Linked DNA regions of Homo sapiens: region 2 is linked to region 1. The links are chromatin contacts, found by POLR2A ChIA-PET in ENCODE. All regions are on one chromosome and are shown on one strand. The core of a region is the stretch at or near the end of the contact, and the rest is flanking DNA. Distances in the headings are between cores, read along the strand shown. Region 1 has its middle 160 kb from the start of FGF1. Region 2 overlaps SPRY4-AS1 (SPRY4 antisense RNA 1).

The links. ChIA-PET counts read pairs that join two places held with the same protein, here RNA polymerase II (POLR2A).
Region 2: POLR2A ChIA-PET joins it to region 1 with 13 read pairs in activated T-cell. The contact joins two enhancer-like sites. POLR2A ChIA-PET finds 5 or more read pairs at or near these places in 3 of 52 experiments (activated T-cell and naive thymus-derived CD8-positive, alpha-beta T cell).

The regions. Positions count from the first base shown.
Region 1 is chr5:142,526,790-142,531,242 of GRCh38, reverse strand. No RefSeq gene overlaps it. Among named protein-coding and RNA genes, the nearest start is that of FGF1, 160 kb to the left of the region's middle. Within about 2 kb of position 1,447, at least 4 of the 41 ENCODE cell types and tissues checked have a DNase peak (open chromatin) inside an H3K27ac peak, as active enhancers do.
Region 2 is chr5:142,388,501-142,392,863 of GRCh38, reverse strand. The region is part of intron 3 of SPRY4-AS1 (SPRY4 antisense RNA 1); the gene reads right to left. Among named protein-coding and RNA genes, the nearest start is that of SPRY4-AS1, 65 kb to the right of the region's middle. RefSeq lists enhancers at 195-874, 3,757-4,258. Within about 2 kb of position 1,288, at least 4 of the 41 ENCODE cell types and tissues checked have a DNase peak (open chromatin) inside an H3K27ac peak, as active enhancers do.

The DNA of each region.
Region 1 (4,453 bases), core at 198-2,697:
GTCCAGCTGACTTCCTAAAGCCCATGTAATAAATGTATCTGCTGGACAGCTGTCCTTTTAAGTGTAAGTAACTTCTGGGTGTTTCCAAGTCTGGGACATTGCTTACTTACCTCATTAAGTCCTACTTCTCAGAGAAGCTGCTGCCCCACATTCCTGGCCTTCCTTGAAGATGGAGTGAAGGTATATGATCAGTCTTCTCTAATCAGAGAGACTTATCTTCACAAGAGTAACATGCATAATCCATTTTGTGGCAAGGGTAATGGCGTGACACGTGGTGCTTGGGGGCAGCCATCGGGAGGCTCAGAAGTTCAGAGCCCACGTCACAGTGAGAGCTGCAGAGGTGGACACAAGTGTGTGTATGTGTGCGTGTGTGTGTGTGTGTGAGAGAGAGAGTACACTGTGTGTGTGTCTAAGCATTCAGTAAATGAAATAGGGATATGATTTCAAATCAGTTGGGGAAGACAGTTTAGTCAACAAGCAGTCTAAATATATCTGACAACTCATTTAGAGGAAAACTTAGATTCTTACTTCTTATAATACACTAAGACAAATTCCAAATGGATTAGGGTTTAAATGTAAATCAATGACATGAAATAATATATGAAGCTATCAGAAAAGTATATAGGGAAATAGTAATATGATCTTGGATGGGGATGGTTTTTCTACGTGTATTAGGATGTCCCAGTTGAGCCTGAACTGGGACTCAGAGTTTGGCTCTGTTTGGAACTGGGCAGGCTCGTACAGCCAGTGTGGGTTGGGAGCAAATATATAGTTTGGGATTTTATTTGTCTGCAGGTAAACAGGCCTTCAGGAGGTGAGGTGGCAGGAAGGAGTTAATGGTAGATATTGACTGAAATGGACACAGGTTATGGTAAGAGGCTTCTGGCCCCAGGGACCAGATCTGAGTGCCCATGAAGTAGGGACAGTTCTGTTAGGAACATAGTGTGGCCCTAGCACAATGAGCATGGAAGGGACCATTTGAGCACCCAGAAGGCCTTCTGGGCCTGAAAGCACAAGGACTCGAGGCTTTCGTGGAGGTCTACAAGGTAATGCAAGTAGTATGGAGGCAAAGCCTGCCACGCATGAGGATCAGGAGCAGAAGTTGTGGCCACCTCACCTGCTAGATGCTTCCTTGTTTATATAAGGCTGGTTCTACAGATAATCAGTAGATTAAGAAATGACTCAGAGGGCAGATTCTGGCAAGACCATGGTGGTGATATAGTCTTTGAATCTCTTCGAATTCTCACACTGAAACAGAAAACCAAAAAAGCATGGAAGCATTTACAGCAAAACTAGATATTACAGATTAAATAATGGTGGCAAATACTCTGCAGCTCCTTACATCAAAAGCTGGAGTCTATCCTTCCACTCTTTGTGTCTGGACTTGCTTTCAACAATGGAATGTAGAGGAAGTAACACTGGCTGACTCCACAGCCTTGGTCTTGTTGAACAACCTGACTCACCTCCCTAATGATGAGACACCTCCATGAGTTCATAGTTTTGTTTTGTTTTTTTTTTAAGTCAGTTTTTGATGATGACAGGGAATCAATTCATTATCTTAAAAATTGATGTATAGGCCAGACATGGTGGCTCATGCCTGTAATCCCAGCACTTTGAGAGGTTGAGGCGGGTGGATCATGAGGTCAGGAGTTCGAGACCAGCCTGGCCAACATGGTGAAACCCCATCTCTACTAAAAATACAAAAAATTAGCCAGGCGTGGTGGCAGGCGCCTGTAATCCCAGCTACTCGGGAGGCTGAGGCAGGAGAATCACTTCAACCTGGGAGGCAGAGGTTGCAGTGAGCTGAGATCATGCCATTACACTCCAGCCTGGGCGACAGTGCCAGACTCTGTTTCCAAAAAAAAAAAGAAAAAAAGAAAAAACTTGATGAATAAAGAGAAAGCATTTATTCTGCCTTTCCTATATGAATTGTGCCACTGTGTAAGCAAATATTAGATGAGGCACAGCACCTCTTTATAATAAAAAGTATTCCAGTGAATGAATGAGAAAAAAGAACTAGAATCATCAGCAGCCTATAACCCCAATGAATTAAGACTGAGGCGGCCAGGTGCGGTGGCTCACACCTGTAATCCCAGCACTTTGGGAGGCCGAGGCGGGCGGATTAAGAGGTCAGGAGATCGAGACCATCCTGGCTAACACAGTGAAACCCCGTCTCTACTAAAAATACAAAAAATCAGCCGGGCGTGGTGGCGGGCGCCTGTAGTCCCAGCTACACAGGAGGCTGAGGCAGGAGTAAAGTGTGAACCCAGGAGGCGGAGCTGGCAATGAGCTGAGATCGCACCACTGCGCTCTAGCCTGGGCAACAGAGTGAGACTCCGTCTCAAAAAAACAAACAAACAAACAAACAAAAAGACTGAGGCAATGTGCACCAACAGCTACTAACATTACAAAAAAAAAGAGACAAGCAAACTTGATGTGCCACCTGATGAAGAAATGCAGTACCATTTATAGTCTTGCCCAAGGGATCAGCCATAAGTCTGATCAAGCCTCTGAATCAGTTGCCAATTTGCAGGAAATAAAAAGGACATAGGCAAACACGCTGAAGTGCACCATGGGATCGAAATGGACCAATTCCAGACCGTGGGCAACTCTACGGGTTGAGTACCTCTAATTTTTCAACAGATAAATTCTTTTTTTTTGAGACGCAGTTTCGCTCTTGTTGCCCAGGCTGGAGTGCAGAGGGGCAATCTCAGCTCACTGCAGCCTCCGCCTCCGGGGTTAAAGCAATTCTCCTGCCTCAGCCTCCCAAGTAGCTAGGATTACAGGTACCCGCCACCATGCTCAGCTAATTTTTTGTAATTTTAATAGAGACGGGGTTTCACCATGTTGGCCAGGCTGGTCTCTAACTCTTGGCCTCAGGTGATCCCCTTGCCTTGGCCTCTCAAAGTGCTGGGATTACAGGCGTGAGCCACTGTGCCTGGCCTCAACAGATAAATTCTAAGGAAAAGAAAAGAATGGTGAGAAATCTGTTAAAGAATCTTTTAAGAAATTGTTTTAAGAGGGAAAGACCAAGCTGTAGTATATAGGAATACATATTTGGGTGATAAAACTATTTTCTAAACTATGAGGAAGTGATTAAAGTCGGGCCAGCAGGAACTTTCTGGGGGAAGGAAGGAGTAGGATTGGACAGAGCCCAGGGTGGACCTTCTGGAGGAGGCAGCTCAGTTATGTTTGTGGACCTGGGAAGGGTTTGCCTTAGAATAATTCATTAAACTGTATATTTGTTTTGTAAGATTTTCTGTTTCTGGCTTTTTGTTTGTTTACAATACAAAGGGTTTTTACAAAGAAATAATTCTGAAAAGCAGGAAGTGAAAAAGTGAAACAATTATAGCTAGAGAGGTCTTCTCATACTGTTTATGGTTAGAGAAGCTGAAATAAGAAGCTGAACTCTGCTAGAGAGGCAAACAATACGGGCAGTTTACCTAGAGTGATTTTTCATAAGGGTAATCATCTTTTTGGGGAGGAAACAAATTAGAAGGGGATTAAGCAGTTTAACAGATGTGCAGAGAAAAAGGCTAGAAAAGGTATATACGGCATTTGCCTAGAAAGGATATACAAGGTATTTGCCATGGCATATTTTGAAATAAAGCATTATGAATGTTATTTATATTAATTCATGTTCCTTATCTAATGGTTCAACAATGTACATATATTGATTTTGTGAAACAAACCATTATTTTTCTTTTAAACTGGTTAACACCAGTCAGTAGAGTGTTTCTCTAGGTCCTGGTGGACACAACCCCTGTAGCAGTCTTAGATCCTGAGCCTGTCACACTCTGCCCCAGGCATTAAGAGCGTCCCATTCACACCCTTGGCTTGGATAGGTCCTTGCCCACAAGGAAACCTTTAGGTCATCATTTGGCTTCCCATATTACTGTCTTTCAGGGAGAGAATGCATTGAAGAGCTAATGTGAGCATTCCTGTGTATTTCATAGTAATATTTCTCACTGTAAATTAATACATGTTAAAGTACTTGTAGAAGGATTGGCTTAGGTCAAGAAGATGAACACTACTTTCTCTGAAAACCATGAGAAGGATAAATGATGAGATTTATTATTTTATACTTTAAAACCCTGGTCTATTTTTCTTCTGGACATTAGGATGAATCATCTGCTGAGTCCAGGGAAGGCTGGAACAGCTGCAAAAGGCAATGAGAAAGGGCTGAACCAAACACAGGTGAAGGAATTACTTCCTAACCCTCCAGATCCTACCTTGCACTGTCTATGCTGGCTCACCAGATCACCAAAAGGCACCCAAATTCCTGATTCAGATTCAGCTAGGACATACTAACACACTTAGAAATGCCATTCCCATCCAAGCTTAAATATTCACATACATATGTTATATATATAAATATATATATTTTTTGAGACATTTTCTATTGCCCAGGCTGGAGTGCAGTGGTATGATTTCAGCTTACTGCAACCTCTGC
Region 2 (4,363 bases), core at 39-2,538, 140 kb after region 1:
TGCAATGGTGCAATCTCAGCTCACTGCAACCTCTGCCTCCCGGGTTTAAGCGATTCTCCTGCCTCAGCCTCCTAAGTAGCTGGGGTTACAGGCGCCTGCCACCATGCCCAGCTAATTTTCTATTTTTAGTAGAGGAAAGGTTTCACCATTTTGGTCAGGCTGGTCTCAAACTCCCAACCTCGGGTGATCCACTTGCCTGAGCCTCCCAAAGTACAGGGATTACAGGCATGAGCCACCGTGCTTGGCCAGCAAGTGATTTTTCAACTATGTCTTTCCTTGGCCGAGTGCAGTGACCCACGCCTGCAATCCTAGCACTTTGGTAGGCTGAGGCAGGTGGATCACTTGAGCCCAGGAGTTCGAGACCTGCCTGGGCAACACGGCAAACCCCGCCCCCTCCATTTTTAGTAAAAATACAGAAAAAAAAAAAAAGCCAGACAGCCGGTCGTAGTGGCTCACACCTGTAATCCCAGCACTTTGGGAGGCCAAGGTGGGTGGATCACTTGAGGTCAGGTGTTCTGAGACCAGCCTGGCCAACATAGTGAAACCCCATCTCTAAAAATACCAAAAAGAAATCAGCCAAGCACGGTGGTGCACAACTGTAGTCCCAGCTATTCAGGGGGCTGAGGCAGGAGAACTGCTTGATCTCAGCGGTGAGCCAAGATTGTGCCACTGCACTCCAGCCTCCAGCCTGGGGAAGGAAGGAAGGAAGGAAGGAAGGAAGGAAGGAAGGAAGGAAGGAAGGAAGGAAGGAAGGAAGGAAGGAAGGAAGGAGGGAAGGAAGGAGGGAAGGAAGGAGAGAAGGAAAGGGAAGGAAAGGGAAAGAAAGGGAAGGAAAGGGAAGGGAGGGAAGGGAGGAAAAGAAGGAAAAGAAAGGAAAGAAAGAACCAAGCATGGGGTGTGCCACGTGCCTGTAGTCCCAGTTACTTGGGAGGCTGAGGTGGGAGGATCTCCTGAGCCCAGGAAGTAGAGGCTGCAGTGAGCCAAGATCACGCCACTGCACTCCAGCCTGGGAACATATCTCATGTGATGAGGACAGCCTGTTAGGTTTTGTTCCCCAGACATAATTCTCCATATCTCAACCGGGGATCCTGAGCACACAGCAACCTAGTACTTTCCTCTTCTCTTTCCCTAGTTAGCTTGCAGCTGTTGCCTCAGTAAACCAGCTCTCCAGGACATCCTTCCAGAACTGTGTGCCAGAGTCAGGCAGCCTGACCCAAAAGGGCCAGACACTCTGGCACGTGTCTCCTCAGCCAGACCCCAGAACTCAAAATCCCCTCCTACGAAGGAAGAGAAAAACAACACAGGCTCCCACCAGCCAAAAAAGAACGACAGAAGGAAAGCACAGAATCTGTCCCCTTCTCCTTCTGCCCCATCCTTTTCACATCACATCAAGCCAAGCTGTCTTTGGGGAACAGACAAGATGCAACAGGCAGTTAGACTGGCCCACCCTGGCTAACAAGGCCATCTGACTTCACCAGCAGAACCCCCTTCCAGGTTCAGGGGAAGGGGGCTCAGGGGCTGTATATTTGACAGCAGAAAGAATCGGCTGTGATTTGGGGACTAACATCATACTAGCTGCCCAGCTACCCACAGCTGTGCTGGGAATGTGGCTCTACCAGGAACACTGCTACAGCCAGTCAAGTGTGTCACAGCCCACTTCCATCACCACATTTACGGTCTTCTCTAATGCAGTCAATCTGACAGACAGAAGTCGGAGTGAAAACTGTGCAGATGCCTGCGCTGATCCCATGAGACATTACCAATTTTGTTTTTCCCACATTGTGCACCCAAGATTTCAGAAAAATTCCTTACCTTTCACTAGTCAGAGAGCCGCCTTTTCCATCTGTTGGGGATGCTTTCTTTTCTCTTTCATTAATGCAAATATCACCAGAGCAGTGATTAAAGCGAAGATACAATTTTGAGTTAGTTGTCTATCTTTGGACCTAGAAGGAGACTGCAATGAAAAGTGGATTCTTTCTGGAAACCTAATGGATTATTTTTCCCTGACCCCTGATAACTTACTTTCCTAATCTACAGGACATCCCCCCTACCTGCCTTTACATTAACTTCCCTAGGCGGGAAGAAAAAGACATTTCTGGTTGTGGGAGGGAGGAGGTGGTGGTGAAACAAGCAAATACAGTGAGGCTCCCCTGGCCCCCATCTGTTCCAAATCTTCCCCTCACAGGATGTCATGTCTGAAAAGCAAGAAAAATATTCCTTCCTCTTCCAACATTCAGCAGAATCTTGCATGCAAAGAGAAGAATGTCTCGTTACTCTGTGGGTTCTCATCTGCTTTTTAACTCACAAATTGCCGAATTACACTAGCCCCTCCACCCTCTCCCTCTCTCCCAGTAAAACCCCAGGGGCAGCAGGGCTCAGCACCAGCGAGGAGCTAGCTCCCCACCATACCACCATACCTCTGGCACAAAGGATTAGTTCTCCTGAGCCTGGCCAATGACTTTTGCAGATTTCTAAGCTGAAGACAGGCCAGAGAGCTGTCAGAGCCCCCAGAGGAAGTGAGGCCACCCCCAGGGGGTAAAAGGAGTGGGCTCAGAATTCCCCACTTTTGACCCTGCACTCTCCCTCTCCCCAGCTTCTAGGCACTTTGCATATGGAAGTGCACAGGCAGCCAAGTCCTGGGCATTTGAACAGGAAGGATGTTCCTCAGTAGCTCACAAGGACCCTAACTGCTGCATTTCCAGGACTGGGAGGGCGATATTTATAGAAAGGGCAGCCAGCCAAGCGAGATCAGCTCCAACTTTATTTCAACTAACCCTCTTTTCCATCTTCTGTAGCTCTCCTTCAAGTTAAACAGAGAGGCATTCCTCCCTTTATTGCTTGATTTTTACGCAAGGGCTGAGGCTCTCATTAAAATGATTGAGAAACCCTGACTGAAAAGATGGAAAAGGACCTGCCTGCCTGCCCCTCCCCCTTGGCTCTTAATCTTCCTCTCCTACGTCCCTCTGCCCTGCTTCCCTGCATTCCCCACATGGCACATGCTCCTTCTTATGCCCCTGCAGCACAGAACCCCTTGTGGTCCTGTAGATGAGCAACGCTGTCCCTTACCCTAAATCCAAATTATCCTTCCTCCCAGCTTTCTTTCTCATCCTTTTTTATCACATCCTATAAGGCCTGCATGATCTACTCTCACCCCACCCTCTTCAACCTTATTTCCTATCACTCTTCCCCTACAAACCCCCTCCTCCTCACTGTTGCTCAAACACACTGAACACACCCCTCAGGGCCTTTGTACAGGCTGTTTCCTTTACCCAGAACACACCCTCTAGGGGGGCCATTTGAAAGTCTGGCTCTGACACATGATCCAGATTTCAGCCCTAAAGACCTTGCTAACACTGAGTATTAAAAAGCACTGCAGGCCGGGTGCGGTGGCTCACGCCTGTAATCCCAACACTTTGGGAGGCCAAGGCGGGTGGATCACTTGAGGTCAGGAGTTCAAGACCAGCCTGGCCAACATAGTGAAACCCTGTCTCTATTAAAAATACAAAAATTAGTGAGGCGTGGTGGAGGACGGCTGTAATCCCAGCTACTCAGAATGCTGAGGCAGGAGAATTGATTGAACCTGGGAGACGGAGATTGCAGTGGGCCGAGATCGTGTCGCTACACAGTGAACACTTCACCTCAAAAATAAAACTAAATTAAATTTAAAAAGCACCCCTATGAGCCAAACACAATGACAGGTGCCTGTTGTCCCTGCTAGTAAGGAGGCTGAAGCAGGAGGATTGCTTGGGCCCAGGAGTTCGAGGCTGCAGTGAGCTATGATCAAGCCATTGCACCACAGCTCAGGCAACAGAAGAAGACACCCATCTCAAAAACAAAAAAAGGGCCTAACCTGTCACTCTGTAGCCTCACTATCCCACAGCTGCTTCATTTGCTTCACAGCACCAACAAAGACTCTCTCCTTGACCAAACTTTAGACAGGCTCCTCTAGATCCTCTTCTTCATGTGGCCTGCCTTTAGCAAATAATTCAGCTGAGTCATTCCCCCACCCTCAATATCTGACCAAGTTCCTCATCCCCCACTTTTAATGTGTAAGTCCTTGGCCTGCCTTCCACAGAATCCTGTTGAGTTGGTTTAGCAAGAGTTCCCCTACCCTTCGTGTCTTCTCTTAGTGATTTTCCACCCAATGACCCCCTCACTCTGATTATAAATGCCCAACTAGGTCTTTGCTGGATTCAGTGATGAACTCAACCTCCTTCCTCTATTGCAAAAGTTAACTCCTAGGCCGGGTGCAATGGCTCATGCCTGTAATCTCAGCACTTTGGGAGGATGAGGAGGGTGGATGACCTGAGGTCAGTCAGGAGTTCAAGACCAGCCTGACCACCATGGTGAAACCCTATCTCTA